2 separate regions of the Homo sapiens genome follow, and region 1 is linked to region 2. Evidence: chromatin loops called from intact Hi-C (ENCODE). Cell type or tissue: pancreas. All regions are shown on one strand.

Evidence for each region. A loop is a pair of places that touch in the nucleus more often than their neighbours do. Peaks named below come from ENCODE experiments on the same cell type or tissue, not always from the same donor. Only the 100,000 strongest peaks of a DNase experiment are listed, where the experiment ranks them.
Region 1: it touches region 2 in a loop (4-fold over the local background); 1 of 110 quality-filtered maps calls a loop at or near these places.

What each region holds. Positions count from the first base shown.
Region 1 is chr4:141,110,323-141,118,322 of GRCh38, forward strand. The region is part of intron 1 of RNF150 (ring finger protein 150); the gene reads right to left. Among named protein-coding and RNA genes, the nearest start is that of RNF150, 19 kb to the right of the region's middle. In pancreas, no CTCF peak of the experiment used is centred here; no DNase peak of the experiment used is centred here.
Region 2 is chr4:140,564,194-140,572,193 of GRCh38, forward strand. It overlaps UCP1 (uncoupling protein 1), which reads right to left and starts at 4,768. Exons shown (of 6, transcript NM_021833.5): 1 at 4,411-4,768; 2 at 3,586-3,784. The coding sequence starts at 4,536. In pancreas, no CTCF peak of the experiment used is centred here; DNase peaks (open chromatin) are centred at 4,708 and 4,808; H3K4me3 peaks cover 925 bases.

The DNA of each region.
Region 1 (8,000 bases), 550 kb after region 2:
ATGAGAACTGCTCTTCTCTTTGTTTTGTAACTACACAGGATTCACGGCTCTTTCTTAAAATATTTTTAAAGCAAGGCCCCTAAGCCACTGCCTTGAGAGAGTTTTTTGTTTGTTTTTGTTTTAGGTAGGGTCTCACTGTGTCACCCAGACTGGAGTGAAGTGGAGTGATCGTGGTTCACTGCAGCCTAAAGCTCCTGGGCTCAAGTGATCTTCCCACGTAGCTTGGGACTACAGGTCCATGCCACCACACCTAATTTTTAATTTTTTTTTAATGAGGAAGGGGTCTTGCTATGTTGACCAGGATAGTCTCAAACTCCTGACCTCAAGCCATCCTGCCACCTTGGCCTCCCATAATGCTGGAATTACAGGCATGAACCATCTTGCTTGGCCCAACAGTTTTTCACTGAGGCTTCTTCCAAGTGATGGGTACAGCAGGTGTTAATAAATTTCCATTTGTTTATCTTTTGTTAATTTGGCTTCTGTTTCGGGAAAATGTCACAACTAGTAACCTAAAAAAGGTAAAGAAAATAAATTATATTTTCTCTCCTGCAACTCCTACTCATTATCAGGGCAAGATGCCTTGAACTCAATCAGAAGGCAGCTGTTAAGAGACTAAAAAGCTAATCAGTGATTTCGGCAATCTGAGTGTACTACAGGACAAAACCTGCTGTTGAGAACCCATCTAGGAGGGGGTTATCTGGTAAATCATCTGAAGAGCCATGTCCTAAGAGTAAGGACAGACCAGGAATTACACAGCCCTCACAGCTGAATGATGTACAGGGCAACAATGAATTATCAGGACAAAAATGTCAACAGTGCCAAGGTTGAGAACCATTGATCCTGAGGAATGGTCTGTATATCTTTCACATAGAACAGCTAAGTGAGTTTTCCTCCCAACTGTATTGTTCACCTGCTGGGATAACCTTGACTAAGGCAATAAACTTTTAGGGCTTCATGTTTTTCATTGGCAAAATAAACAATTAATTCATTATTTTTAACCAATAAAGTGGCTAAACTTGGTTAGCTCTAAAATCTTTCCCTTCAGTAAAAGTCTCATTTTATTTTGTGGTTAATTAAAAAGTAAGTATTATCTGGATAATTTCGATGATATAGGCAGGAAAAAGATTATAAATCCATTAACCATAATGTATAAGCTTGCATTGCGAGGGCCTTCTTGGCTTACTTGCAACTGGGGAGATCCACACTTGTGTTCAGAGGAAAAAAGGAATACTAAAGCTTTCTAATAAGAATCTTACAAGTGAAAGTACTAGGATTTATGTTAAAATCGCAACAAAAGGGAACACTAAAAATAGACAAACGAATTCCTGAGCATGAGGAACCACAAATGCAATTAAAGAAAATGTTATTTAAAATCAAGGCTGTAGCAGTTTAATGAGTAAGTAAAACTGTTCTGGGTTTATATGAATCGGGCATCATCCGAGGCCAATTAAAATTCTAAACAAAATATACACTTTACATACCTGTATATGGACATATTTTAAATTCTTGTAATAATAATAAGAGTGTCGTGCTTTTATTTTGACCTTAAAATAACATTTTTTTGTAAAATGGAATTTGGTATTGGTTTGCAAATGCTAATAGTCTGCAAATTTAGGATGATGACAGTAGGAGAAATGCAAAAGAACTGATTTATTTATAAAACTAAAAATAATATTTAGTGGCATAAAAATTTGCATAGACCCCTTTAATAGCATTGGCAGGCAAGTGACTGTCTAAATTCTCTGAGAACATCATCATTTTTGACTAAGAGGAATAAATTATACTATGAAAACTATAACTATTCTTTAAGCCAAAATATACAGATGAGGACTATAATATACAGAAGAGTCTTTATCCAATTTGCCAGTCTGTGTCTTTTAATTGGGGCATTTAGCCCATTTACATTTAAGGTTAATATTGTTATGTGTGAATTTGATCCTGTCATTATGATGATAGCTGGTTATTTTGCCCATTAATTGATGCAGTTTCTTCATAATATCGATGGTCTTACAATTTGGTATGTTTTTGCAGTGGCTGGTACCAGTTTTTCCTTTCCATATTTAGTGCTTCTTTCAGGACCTCTTGTAATGCAGGCCTAGTGGTGACAAAATCTCTCAGCATTTGCTTGTCTGTAAAGGATGTTATTTTCTCCTTTGTTTATGAAGCTTAGTTTGGCTGGTAAGAAATTCTGGGTTGAAAATTCTTTTCTTTAAGCATGTTGAATATTGGCCCCCACTCTCTTCTGGTTGTAGGGTTTCTGCAGAGAGAGCTGGTGTTTGTCTGATGGGCTTCACTTTGTGGGTAACCCAATCTTCTCTCTGGCTGCCCTTAACATTTTTTCCTTCATTTCAACCTTGGTAAATCTGATGATTATGCGTCTTGGGGTTGCTCTTCTTGAGGAGTATCTTTGTGGTGTTCTCTGTATTTCCCGAATTTGAATGTTGGCCTGTCTTGCTAGGTTGGGGAAGTTCTCCTGGATGGTATCCGGAAGTGTATTTTCCAACTTGGTTTCATTCTCCCCGTCACTTTCAGCTACACCAATCAAAGGTAGTTTTGGTCTTTTCATACAGTCCCATATTTCTTGGAGGCTTTGTTCGTTCGTTTTCATTCTTTTTTCTCTAATCTTGTTTTCACGCTTTATTTCATTAAGTTGATCTTCAATTTCTGATAACCTTTCTTCCGCTTGATCTATTTGGCTATTGATACTTGAGTATGTCTCACGAAGTTCTCGTGCTGTATTTTTCAGCTTCATCAAGTCATTTATGTTCTTCTCTAAACTGGTTATTCTAGTTAGCAATTCCTCTAATCTTTTTTCAAGGTTCTTAGCTTCCTTGCATTGGGTTAGAACATGTTCCTTTAGCTTGGAGGAGTTTGTTATTACCCCGCTTCTGAGCCTACTTCTGTCAATTTGTCAAGACCCATCGGTGTGCTGTATTCAGGAGACCCATCTCATGTGCGAAGACACACAGAGGCTCAAAATAAAGGGAGGGAGGAATATTTAGCAAATGGAAAGTTAAAAAAAAAAAAAAAAGCAGGGGTTGCAATCCTAGTCTTCAATAAAACAGACCTTAAACCAACAAAGATCAAAAAAGACAAAGAAGGGCATTACATAACGGTAAAGGGATCAATGCAACAAGAAGGGCTAACTATCCTAAATATATATGCACCCATTACAGGAACACCCAGATTCATAAAGCAAGTTCTTGGAGATATACAAAGAGACTTAGACTCCCACACAATAATAGTGGGAGACTTCAACATGCCACTGTCAATATTAGACAGATCAACGAGACAGAAAATTAACAAGAATATTCAGAACTTGAACTCAGCTCTGGACCAAGCAGACCTAACAGACATCTACAGAATTCTCCACCCCAAATCAACAGAATATACATTCTTCTCTGCACCACATTGCACTTATTCTAAAATTGACCACATAATTGGAAGTAAAACACTCCTCAGCAAATGCAAAAGAACAGAAACCATAACAAACTGTCTCTCAGACCACCGTGCAATCAAATTAGAACTCAGGATTAAGAAATTCACTCAAAACTGCATAACTACATCGAAACTGAACAACCTTCTCCTGAATGACTACTGGGTAAATAGGCAGAAACAAATAACTTCTTCGAAACCAAAAAGAACAAAAACACAAGTATCAGAATCTCCAGGGCACAGATAAAGCCATGTTTTGAGGGAAAATTATAGCACTAAATGCCCACAGGAGAAAGCAGGAAAGATCTAACATTGACACCCCAAAATCACAATTAAAAGAATTACAGAAGCAACAGAAACAAATTCAAAAGCTAGCAGAAGTCAAGAAATAACTAAAATCAGAGCAGAATTGAAGGAGATAGAGACATGAAAAACCCTTCAAAAAAAATTGATGAATCCAGGAGCTGGTTTTTTGAAAAGATTAACAAAGTAGATAGACCACTAGCCAGACTAATAAAAAAGAAAAGAGAGAAGTATCAAATGGACACAAAAATGACGAGGATATCACCACTGATCCCACAGAAATACAAACTATCATCAGAGAATACTATAACCACCTCTATGCAAATAAACTAGAAAATCTAGAATAAATGAATAAATTCCTGGCCACATACACCCTCCCAAGACTAAATCAGGAAGAAGTCAAATCCCTGAATAGACCAATAACAAGTTCTGAAATTGAGGCAGTAATTAATGGCCTACCAACCAAAAAAATCCCAGGACCAGACGGATTCACAGCCAAATTCACAGCCGAATTCTACCAAGAGCCGGTACCATTCCTTCTGAAACTATCGTAAGAAATAGAAAAAGAAGGACTCCTTCCTAATGCATTTTATGATCATCCTGATATCGAAACCTGGCAGAGACACAACAAAAAGAAAATTTCAGGCCAATATCCCTGATGAACATCCATGCAAAAATCCTCAATAAAATACTAGCAAACCAAATCCAGCAGGACATCAAAAAGCTTACACACCACGATCAAGTCAGCTTCATCCCTGGGATGCAAGGCTGGTTCAACATATGCAAATCAATAAGTGTAATTCATCACATAAACAGAACCAATGACAAAACCACATAATTATCTCACAAGATGCACAAAAGGCTTTCGATACAATTCAACACCTCTTCATGATAAAAACACTCAATAAACTAGATATTGATGGAACATATCTCAAAATAATAAGAGCTATTTATGACAAACCCACAGCCAAAATCATGCTGAATGGGCAAAAGCTGGAAGAATTCCCTTTGAAAACCAGCACAAGACAAGGATGCCTTTTCTCACCACTCCTATTAAACATAGTATTGGAAGTTCTGGCTAGGGCAATCAGGCAAGAAAAGAAATAAAGTGTATTCAAACAGGAAGAGAGGAAGTCAAATTGTCTCCGTTTGCAGACTACATGATTGTATGTTTAGAAAACCCCATCATCTCAGCCCAAAATCTCCTTAAGCTGATAAGCAACTTCAGCAAAGTCTCAGGATACAAAATCAATATGCAAAAATCACAAGCATTCCTATACACCAATAATACACAAACAGAGAGCCAAATCATGAATAAACTCCCATTCACAATTGCTACAAAGAGAATAAAATACCTAAGAATACAACTTACAAGGGATGTGAAGGACCTCTTCAAGGAGAACTACAAACCACCGCTCAAGGAAATAAGAGAGGACACAAACAAATGGAAAAACATTCCATGCTCATGGATAGGAAGAATATCGTGAAATTGGCCATACTGCCAAAAGTAATTTATTGATTCAAAGCTATCCCCATCAAGCTACCACTGACTTTCTTCATAGAATTAAAATAAAAAACTACTTTAAATTTCATATGGAACCAAAAAAGAGCCTGTATAGCCAAGACAATCCTAAGCAAAAAGAACAAAGCTGGAGGCACCATTTTACCTGACCTCAAACTATACTACAAGGCTACAGTAACCAAAACAGCATGGTACGGATACCAAAACAGATATATAGACCAATGGAACAGAACAGAGGCCTCAGAAATAATACCACACATCGACAACCATCTGATCTTTGACAAATCTGACAAAAACACACAATGGGGACAGGATTCCCTATTTAACAAATGGGTTTTGGAAAACTGGCTAGCCATAGGCAGAAAACTGAAACTGGACCCCTTCCTTAAGCTTTATACAAAAATTAACTCAAGATGGATTACAGACTTTAACGTAAGACCTAAAACCATAAAAACCCTAGAAGAAATCCTAGGCAATACTGTTCAGGACATAGGCATGGGCAAAGACTTCATGACTAAAACACCAAAAGCAATGGCAACAAAAGCCAAAATTGACAAATGGAATCTAACCATACTAAAGAGTTTCTGCACAGTAAAAGAAACTATCATCAGAGTGAACAGGCAACCTACAAAATGGGAGAAAATTTTTGCAATCTATCCATATGACAAAGGGCTAATATCCAGAATCTACAAGGAACTTAAACAAATGTACAAGAAAACAACAAACAACCCCATCAAAAAGTGGGCAAAGGATATGAACAGACACTTCTCAAAAGACATTTATGCGGCCAACAAACATATGAAAAAAAGCTCATCATCACTGGTCATTAGAGGAATGCAAATCAAAACCACGATGAGATACCATCTCATTCCAGTTAGAATGGCAATCATTAAAAAGTCAAGAAACAACAGATGCTGGAGAGGATGTGGAGAAACAGGAATGCTTTTACACTGTTGGTGGGAGTGTAAATTAGTTCAACCATTGTAGAAGACAGTGTAGCAATTCCTCAAGAATCTAGAACCAGAAATACCATTTGACTCAGCAATCCCATTACTGGGTATATACCCAAAGGATTATAAATCATTTCACTATAAAGACACATGCACACATATGTTTATTTCAGCACTATTCACAGTAGCAAAGACTTGGAACCAACCCACATGTCTATCAATGATAGACTGGATAAAGAAAATGTGGCACATACATACCATGAAATAGTATGCAGCCATTAAAAAATGATGAGTTCATGTCCTTTGCAGGAATATGGATGAAGCTGGAAACCATTATTCTCGGCAAACTAACACAGGAACAGAAAACCAAACATCGCATGTTCTTACTCATAAGTGGGAGCTGAAGGATGAGAACACATGAACACAGGAAGGGGAACATCACACACCGGAGCCTGTCAGGGGGTGGGGGGACTAGGGGAGGGGAGGGATAGCATTAGGAGAAATACCTAATTAGATGATGGGTTGCTGGGTGCAGCAAACCACCATGGCACGTGTATACCTATGTAACAAACCTGCATGTTCTGCACATGTATCCCAGAACTTAAAGTATAATAAAAAAATATATACGTACAAAAGAGATTACCATATCCATAGGTGGCAAGGCTTGACTTGTGGAATAATTAAATCCATAATAATTTATAACTTACACTAAGAAGTGTTTCTTGTGCAACACAAAGAATTGCATTGCTACAAATATATATCTAATAACAATGGCAAATTATCAATTTTTGTGGGAAACAATGTTTCCAGACAGTGTATTAGGCCCTATTTTTACTATAATTCTTCTATGTTTAGACATGTTTATATATGTGGTATAAATGTCCACAGTATTCAGTGTAGAAACATGTTGTACAGGTGTGTAGCCTAAAAGAAATAGGCTATAACCTACATCCTAGATGTGCAACAGACTGTACCATCTAGATTTGTACCATCTAGAACAAATGTATATGGTATGGTCTGTTGTACATCATTTATACCATCTAGAACACTCTACAATGTTCATACAACAATAAAATTGCCTGATGATACATTTCTCAGAATATGTCCACATCATTAAGCAATGCATGACTATGTAAGAAATAGCTCTGGATTAAAATCCCAGTTTTGCTTTTAACCATCTGTAACTTTGGGGTTACAGGGTCTGTGAAGCAAGTGAAGTATCGAAGACACCTAATGCAGTGCCTAGAGTCTGTGTGTTCAGAACAAATGGCAATTCTCGTCCTTCTATTACTTATTCCATCCAACAAAGATTTGCTGAGTTCCTCTAGTGAATAAGGTGATGAATTTAATAAATAAGTCTGGAACTGGAAAGGTGATTTGTAGAAAGAATGCCTTGGCTTATTCAAAAAATGAAAAACTTTTTCCTCATAGTGTGTTCTCCCAAGAGAAGAGAAAATAGACTATGTGAGATGCAGAGCTCAATGGCTATTTAGAATTGCCAATCTGTCCCTCACAGTGGCTGCTGACAGCCCCCTCCCCTCCCCCAGTATCATTTGGTCATCTCACTTAAGGCTCTTATCAGAGCCACACAAGCTCTGCTTCCTGGGGAGCTAGTGTCAGACCCGTTACATGGCCCCAAACTCATGAATACTGAGGCATGGTCTGACTTTGACAATTGATAGGCTGCTTAGACAACAGTCACTGGCAGTTGGAGAAGGTTAGGTCATACCCACCTGCATTTGAGGCTGCTGCCCTATGACCTTGGCAATTGAACATAGGTTTTGAATGTT
Region 2 (8,000 bases):
ATGATCATGTTAATTATGGGACTTGGTGGCCTTAGATGAAGCCCAGTGGACAAACTGCACCAAAATGGGCCATCAAGTAGTGTTAGGCTACAACATGTGAAGGGAACAAAAATAAGAAGACAGGAGAGAAGAAAGTGATTTTTGTCTTAAAATTTTGAAAAAAATAGCTTATGTTGCTCAAGACAGATTTCATTAAGTACAAATAGTCTTGAAGCCCAATATTCATTTCTATCATTAAGTAAACATAAAATTAAGGTTCAGTAACATTTACTCAGCAGAGACTTTCTCAGTCATTATAATTCTGTTTCCTAATTTGTCAAAAAGGGATAATAATATCTACCTCTTAGAGTTGTGTGAGTTAAATAATATTGATAAAGAGCTTACACTGTCTAGCATAAAGAAAATCCACAAAACTGGCAGCAATTTTTAAATCACTACCATGATTGTACTCTTCTCATCATGCTTTACCAGGAGCTGGGCATATGACTGACAGCTGTCTTTTAATTAGCAATATCATATGATTACAAATGCCTTCACTTTTAGCTCACATTTGTAATGCACTGCACTACAACGTAGTGTATCTTGATGTACTCATCCTATCCTCCAATCTCCAACTTTCAAATCCCTCTCTTCACTTCCCAATCAAGCTGGAAAAGAGGCTTTTTTTTTAAGAACTAAAAGAAATTTATTTACAAAACATATTGTTTGTCTTTACTTCTCAGAGCCCATTTCTTCCTCAGTCCCCTACAATATAGCTTATACCACGCTACTCTGCTGAAGATGTTTTTGCTAGAAAATCAGTGAGCTTCTATTTGTTATGTACAATGATCACTTTTCAGTCCTTTCCACACTCTCTGCTGTTTGACCCTATTGGTAGTCCCTGCTGTGACTTCCTGGAATCTGGCTCAGATTTTCTCCTAAAAGGAGCCCACTAAATAAACTGAATCATGTGCCTACTGGCCATTACCTGTTGACATGGCCTAAACCAAATTTCTTGTCTTCCCCCTAAGACAGCTTCTATACATCCTCTCTCAATAAAGGGTATCTTTAAACAGAAACTTGGAAGTCATCTCATATTTCTACCTGTCCCTTATGCCTTACTTCTATTTGTTCACCAAGTCAATTCAATTATACTTTCTCAATCTTTCTGATTGACATCTCTTTTTCCCTATTGCCAGTGTTTTAGGGCATACCCTGATCATTTCTTGCTTTCTAACTTACCTCTTTCTTACTCCTTTTACATATATACTCTATCTGCTGCCAAAGTGATCTTTTGAAAATGTAAATTGTTTATGCCACTCCCTTGCTTAATATTTTTACAATGACTTCCCACCACTGTAAGGATAAAATCCAAACTCCTTAGCACCGCCTGCAAGGCCTTCTGTCATCTGGCTCCCTCCTGTCTCTGTGGCTTCACCCCTCCTTCCTCACCAACATGTCCTCCCTGTGCTATGTTCACTCGACTCCTCACTGAGTCTTTGCACATGACCTTCACTCTACTTGGAAGCTCCTTTCTCACCCCTTTGCCTGGAGTACTCCTGCTGGCCCTTCCAGAATTGATCCAGACGTTAATTCTTCAGGAAAATCTCACGGACCATACCTCCATGGCTAGCTTAAGTAGTTCTGTTTAATATAGCCACCATCTTGTAATTACAGTTAGTCATGTGCTGCATACATGATGGTGGTCCCGTAAGATTAGAACAGAGCTGAAAAATTCCTATCACCTAGTGACATCCCAGCCCCATAAGACTGTAGTGTAATGCATTACCTTTTCTATTTTTAGGTACACAAACACTTAACTTTATGTAACAATTGCCTGTAGTATTCAATACCAACATGCTGCACAGGTTTGTAGCCTAGGAGCAATAGATTATACCATATAGCCTAGGTGTGGCTATGCCATCTAGGTTTGTGTAAGTGCTCTCTGTGATGTTCATTCAACAACCAATTTGCCTCCTAACTCATTTCTGAGAATGTATCCCCATCGTTAAGTGAAGTAGGACTGTATTGTAATACAGCATGTATCATGGAATATAGTCATCTATTCACTTCTCCCCACACAACCCATACTCTCAACTGTAAGCTCTGTCTAGAGACACATCTGCCATCTAAACATCTAACATAGTTACTGGCACATGGCAGTTCAATAAAGCCTACTAAATAAACTGAATCTATATAACATAGAACACTGCCAACATATATCCTATTAATTTGGTGCCCAAAGTCCACAACAATTGGTAGAACAGTCAATCTGTGAAGAAAACCACCTGAACGGGCAGCTTTACCTCCTTTGTGTTTCCTCTCTTGCTACATCTATAAATAAAAAAATGCAGTTTTGATCTAGTAACATCCAGACTTTATCTTCACTTTGAAAGTACTTGTGTGGATAAGTATAACTTATATATTTGTATAGACAACATTTATAAATTATCCCATAAAATTATAGTATTGAAGGTTACTCACAGCAGAAATGATGAAATCTACAAGGTGGATTTCACTTAATGTATTCATTGTGCCATCAGCACATCTTCTCTCTGGCTTGTCTACTCCACATGAAAGTGCCTCTGATGTTGATTAGCTGTGTGATTTTGTGCATGTTACTTAACTACCCTGATATTCGGCTAACACTTTTTACTCACAGCAGTGTTGTGCGGTTTGAATGATGGGCAGAATCATATGAGAAGTGCAGAAGGCAGTAGAGAACAGGGTTAGGAGCCTGGAGTCCGAGGCCAGACTGCCTGGGTTTGAACCCTGGCTCTGCCCCCTCCCAGCTGTGTGACCTTGGGCAAGTGATGAATCTGCTCTGTGTTCAGTTTTCCCATCTGCCAAGGGATAATGGTACTAATACCCTTCCAGTTATAATGTATCTGAAGCACTTAGAACAATGTCTGGTTCATAGTTAAGCCCTCAAATAAATGCTACCTAAAGTGACAGGAATTCTTAGAGTGCACTGGCACTCAGGAAATATGTTTCCTTTTCTTTTTCCCCTAAACAAACTCCCTGCAGCATTCGTCCACTTTTTCTGCTCTGGTCTTTCCTGGACCTGATGAGGAACCTCTTAAGAGGAAATATGTCTTTTCCTGTCCTTTCAACTCTCTTCACAAAGTCTGGCTTTCTTTGCTTCAAACAGAAGGCTTTGAACTTTGTTGCATACACAAATGATGAGGGAAGCTTGTGGAAAGACACTCTGGTCTCTAGCCTGAGGATTCAGACTCAGAGGACCATGGTAGTCCTCGTTTGGATTTCTGACAAGCTCCATAGATGTTTCTGATATACTTCCCTCTTTGGAGAACTTTAAGTTAAACATTTTTCTGTAGCCCACCCATATTCTCCAGATGGAGATCCAAACTGGGCACAAAACTTCCATGACTGGGTGACCTTTACAAGTATATATCTGCATCTAAAAAATCGATTTTGCATACTTTTTTCTATGAACAATGAGCTAATGTTTGGGGAAGGGAGAGTTCAAATATGAATGTTTTCTCGCCAATTTGTTATGAAAACCACTCCTCTGTGTGTTACACTTTTTGGAACAGAGCGGAGCCCAAGGCTTTTCTGCCCCTCCCAGGAACGCTCACGGCTTACTTTCTTTCCCTGCGGTGAGGAACTCCTGGACCGTGTCGTAGAGGCCGATCCTGAGAGAGGCGGAGCTGATTTGCCGCTGAAGCCCCGCAGGCAGCCCGCTGTAGAGTTTCATCCGCCCTTCTGTTTTTACCACAGCGGTGATTGTTCCCAGGACACCTTTATACCTAATAACACTGGACGTCGGGCATTCACCTTGGACCTGGAAATAAGAAAGGTGCAGAACAGAAGGGAGCGAAATTGAGTTCACTCTTAAGCCAAGATTTCCCCCTGTGTTCCTATTTTCCGTTTCTTTTCTCAGCAACATTCCTCTTCCATCCACCTCCCTCTACCGTGTGTGTGTGTGTGTGTGTGTGTGTGTGTGTGTGTGTGTGTGTGTGTTCGCTCACGCGCAGATGGAGGGAGGCTGGCTACAATGCACATTTTGAATATCCCCCTCCCCAGGAACTCTCCAGAACCCCTAGGGCAGTAGGATAGGACAGAACCCCCGAAGAATCAAAGAAAGGAAAAAGCACCTGACTAGTAAACTCAGGAGAGGCCAATATTCTCAGCTCTTAAAATACTAAGTGCACCCTAAATTTTGGGAGAATTTGGTAGTAGTCATGGTCAACCCATTCTCTGTGGCCCTGGTGGTTCTTCAGCTAATCCCAGAAAAAGTTCCAGTTTCCCATCCTAAAGCACCAGCCCTGGGACAAGGCCAGACTGCTTTGGAAGGTCACCTACCCTACCTAGAAACAGTGGTTACACCAAAGCAGAGAATAAATGGAATGCACGCAACAGCGTCCCCTCTGTCCTGAGACCCCTTGTCTTACCCCTCTGCCTAGCTACCTGGAGCCGGACTTTGGCCGTGTCCAGCGGGAAGGTGATCACGTCCGCCAAGCACGCCGCTATTCCAGCTGAGAAGAGCTGGACCCCCAGGGTCGGGTGTACGTCCGAGGCTGTCAGGCCCCCCATCTTCACTCAGAGACTGGAGATGCAGAGGAAAAGGGCTCCAGCCCCGAAGGTGGAGGAAGTTCCTTTCCCTTGCTCTTCACGCCTGTCCGCCGGGCAGCAAACCCGATTTCTGTTTTTTGAACCGACCGCCGGGCAGCGGCGGTGCAGAGGCGGCGGCTGCAGACGGAGCGCGGTGTTGGGGGCCGAGTCCCCGCGTCCCCTCCTACCCACCCTCGCGCCAGCAGGACCCTCTGCGTTCCGGTCTTCCGCTGGGACTTATATAGCTGGGCCGCTCCCGGGCTGGGCCGCGCGAGGTCTCAGAAGACCCGGGCGTGGGACCTGCCGGGGGCGTGTCCGGGAGCACCGGGTCCCTCCCATTCCCATTCTCGCTCGGTGCCTCGGGAGCCCTGCTTCGCTCCCCGAAAGCCCTGGGCCGGCCGCTGGTTGTCTGCGCCCCGCACACCGCACGTCGGAGGGAGGGCGCACCGCGGCGGTCAGCACCCGCGCCCCCGCACGTGCCTCACCTTCTGTCACCCTTTGGCTGCACACCTTCGGCTGGGGCTTTCGGAAACCAGCACGATATCAGAGCCTTGGTGAAAGGTTCTGCCTAGCTGGAGCTCTCCCAGAAGGAAGAGCGGGGCACTCTTCCATTCCTCCAACTCCCCAGACATCTTGCAGGCACCTTGCGGCCTTCTCTGCTTCCCTTTCCTCTCCTTTAAACTTCTCATCCTCCTTCCTCCGGATTCCTTCTCTTCCCACTACCAAATTCAGACTTGGAAGAATCCCACACAGGAACCAAGAGCACTCTGAACTTGTCAAAAAGAGCGTTTCGTTTCATCACTTTTTGAGAGAAGATGTCAAACGAGACAATAGACACACTAGAAAGCAAATAGTACATTGCTAAAGCACCGTACAAAATGAGATACCACCTGTTCCTTCTAATTAGATTTCTTAGAGGGTGCAGTGGAAAGGACAGGGCAGGTTGCTTGGCTCCAGGTGCAGCTCTCCAGCTTACCAACTCTGTGAACCTGGGAAAGTCATCTGTACTCCAGCTTTTATTTTCAACAGTGTAAAATGTGGTTCCAGAGCTAGCCCAGGTCTGAAATCTCCCTGCTAACTTACCTATAATGATGTAATATGTGTTGGTTGTGTGGCCTTTCCTAGTTCGATCTTTGTGCAAATTTTATTTTCAATGTTTATTCTTGTGAAAACTTAAGAAAACAAAAAACTTTTAAAAAAAACAGTGGGAAATAATAGGAAACTGGAGAAAGAGGGAAATGGACAAGGTCAGGTCCCAGCTTTCAGAACCTCTCAGTTAAGCCAAAGATGGATTTGATATTACCAGAATCCACGTCCAGCTATTTAGGGCCTCTGGTACTCAACCCTGACTTAAGCCCCCCAAAAGAGTCAGTGGAAGTCAGAGTCATCTCCTCCAGGAGCAGGAGAAATAAGACATGAATAAAGAATAATCTCCAAACCCTCTATAAGTAAAGGTTGTGTACTGTGCAAGAAGCCAGTCCTAAGGCACTTCCAAGGGAGGTCAGGCTTGCAGAGCTTCCCTGAAAAAGGCAATGTTGACCTGACGGGTAGCCTCTGAAAAAAAATAGAAAGGAGAAGGAGCCAGCGAGGTTTCTCCTCTGCAAACACTTGTTGAAATAAAGATCAACTGAGGCAAATAAGTGGCATGCATACAGGCAAAGATGTTGGGGAAAGCAAGTCGCGTATATAGAATGCATTCTGTTGGCCTGACTGACTGGGAAATTGGGTGATGGGGAAGAAAGAGAGAGGTAGGGCAAGAAGTTGGTGAGGGATGAGGCTGTAGAAGCCAAATGAGAAGCAGAGCCTGCAAATCCATTATGAGTGTAGCTTCATGTTATCACCTGTGTAGTGCTTTACAGACTATGAAGTGCTCTCACATAAATGTCAGATTTAATTTGATAGACAATACAGCTTTATGAATGATTAGATGTGGAGTCAAAGATTACTCTATGTTTAAGAACATGGGTTGCAAGCTCAGTGACAGTACCAATGATTGTCATGAGGCAGTTGGTAAGGGGGGTGATTTTAGGGGTAAGAAGATTAAACCAATTTTTAAAGTCTTAGAATTATTTGGAGAGAATACTGTTGATATCCAGATAGAGAGCTTAGGAAGCTGCATTTAACATGCTAAAAGAGGAAGAAATAGAGGAGGTATTTGGTAGTCATGATATGGATGCAATGAAAGGGGCATGCTTTTCACGGGAAAATGGGGCTAGTCAAATAGGACTAGGAAAAGAATTCAAGGGCCAAACCATAGGGGGACCCAGACCCAGAGTTATAGTCTGGAAAGAATGGCTTTGTCAAAGGTAGAGTGAGAACAAGAAACAGTAACATATCCAGTGATAGAACTGGTATTTAAGAATATGATTAAAGAAAGATTGGGTCTGACCAGTGTCAAGTTTAGAAAAAATGTCAGGAGGACAAAAACAAAGAAAAACCTACCGGATTTGACTCTAACATTGTTGGTGATCTTAGGGAGTACAACTATGATGGAGTTGTTATGTTGTGAGGCTGATGGCTAAGCAGTGGTTAAGAATGTTGGTATAGTATGACTAAAGTGTACAAGAGGAGACCTTATTCCTTGTTGACTCTAGTGAACCTCTGCTATCAACAGGTTAATTCCCAGTCCTCACCCCAAAGCTACCCATGAATCTTTCTCAGTGGTTCTGTCTGTAGTAGTTTTAAAACATAATTGCAAATCCATCACATTCCTCCCATCAAAAGATGAGGGTACATATGCCTTCCCCTTGCATCTGGCAGGCTTATGAATGTTTTGACCAATAGAATAATACAGAACTGATGCCATGTGGCTTCTGAGACCAGATTATAAAAGTCCTTGTATCTTCTGCTTTACTCACTGCAACATTTGCTCTTGGAGCCCTGGGCCAGCATGTAAGAAAGCAAACTTCTCTGAGGCTGTTCATGCTGGAGAGGCCCCACATCATCATCCCTCTTTACCAAGGCACCAGGCACCAGAGTACAGCTATCTTGGACCCTCCAGATAAGCCTACCTGACAGTTGAATACCACCAAGTGATCTCCTATGATGTCAGTAAAGCAGAAGAATCGCCTAGCTGAGCCCAGTCTAAATTCCTGATCCATAAAATTGTGAGATATAATAAAATAATTATTGTATTAAGGTAGCAAAAGATAACTGTAACAGCACCTTTACTTGTTTGAGCAGTTGGGAGGGGCATGCATTCTCTCTTTGCCCCATCCTACTTTCACAACGAGGAAGGAGTTCAAGGCAGTGGGTGGGTAAAGAGTTTTAGATTTGGACTATAAGAAGAAGCCACAATACATTTGTAAAGAAGAAGCAAGGTAAATTAAAATTGTCTTTTTTTCCCCATAAGGCACATGTTTGCATGTTTTAAAGCCAGAGTATGACAAACTAGAGGAGAAAGTGAGAGGAAAACTATGATAAGGGAAGGAAATGTGAGAAATAAA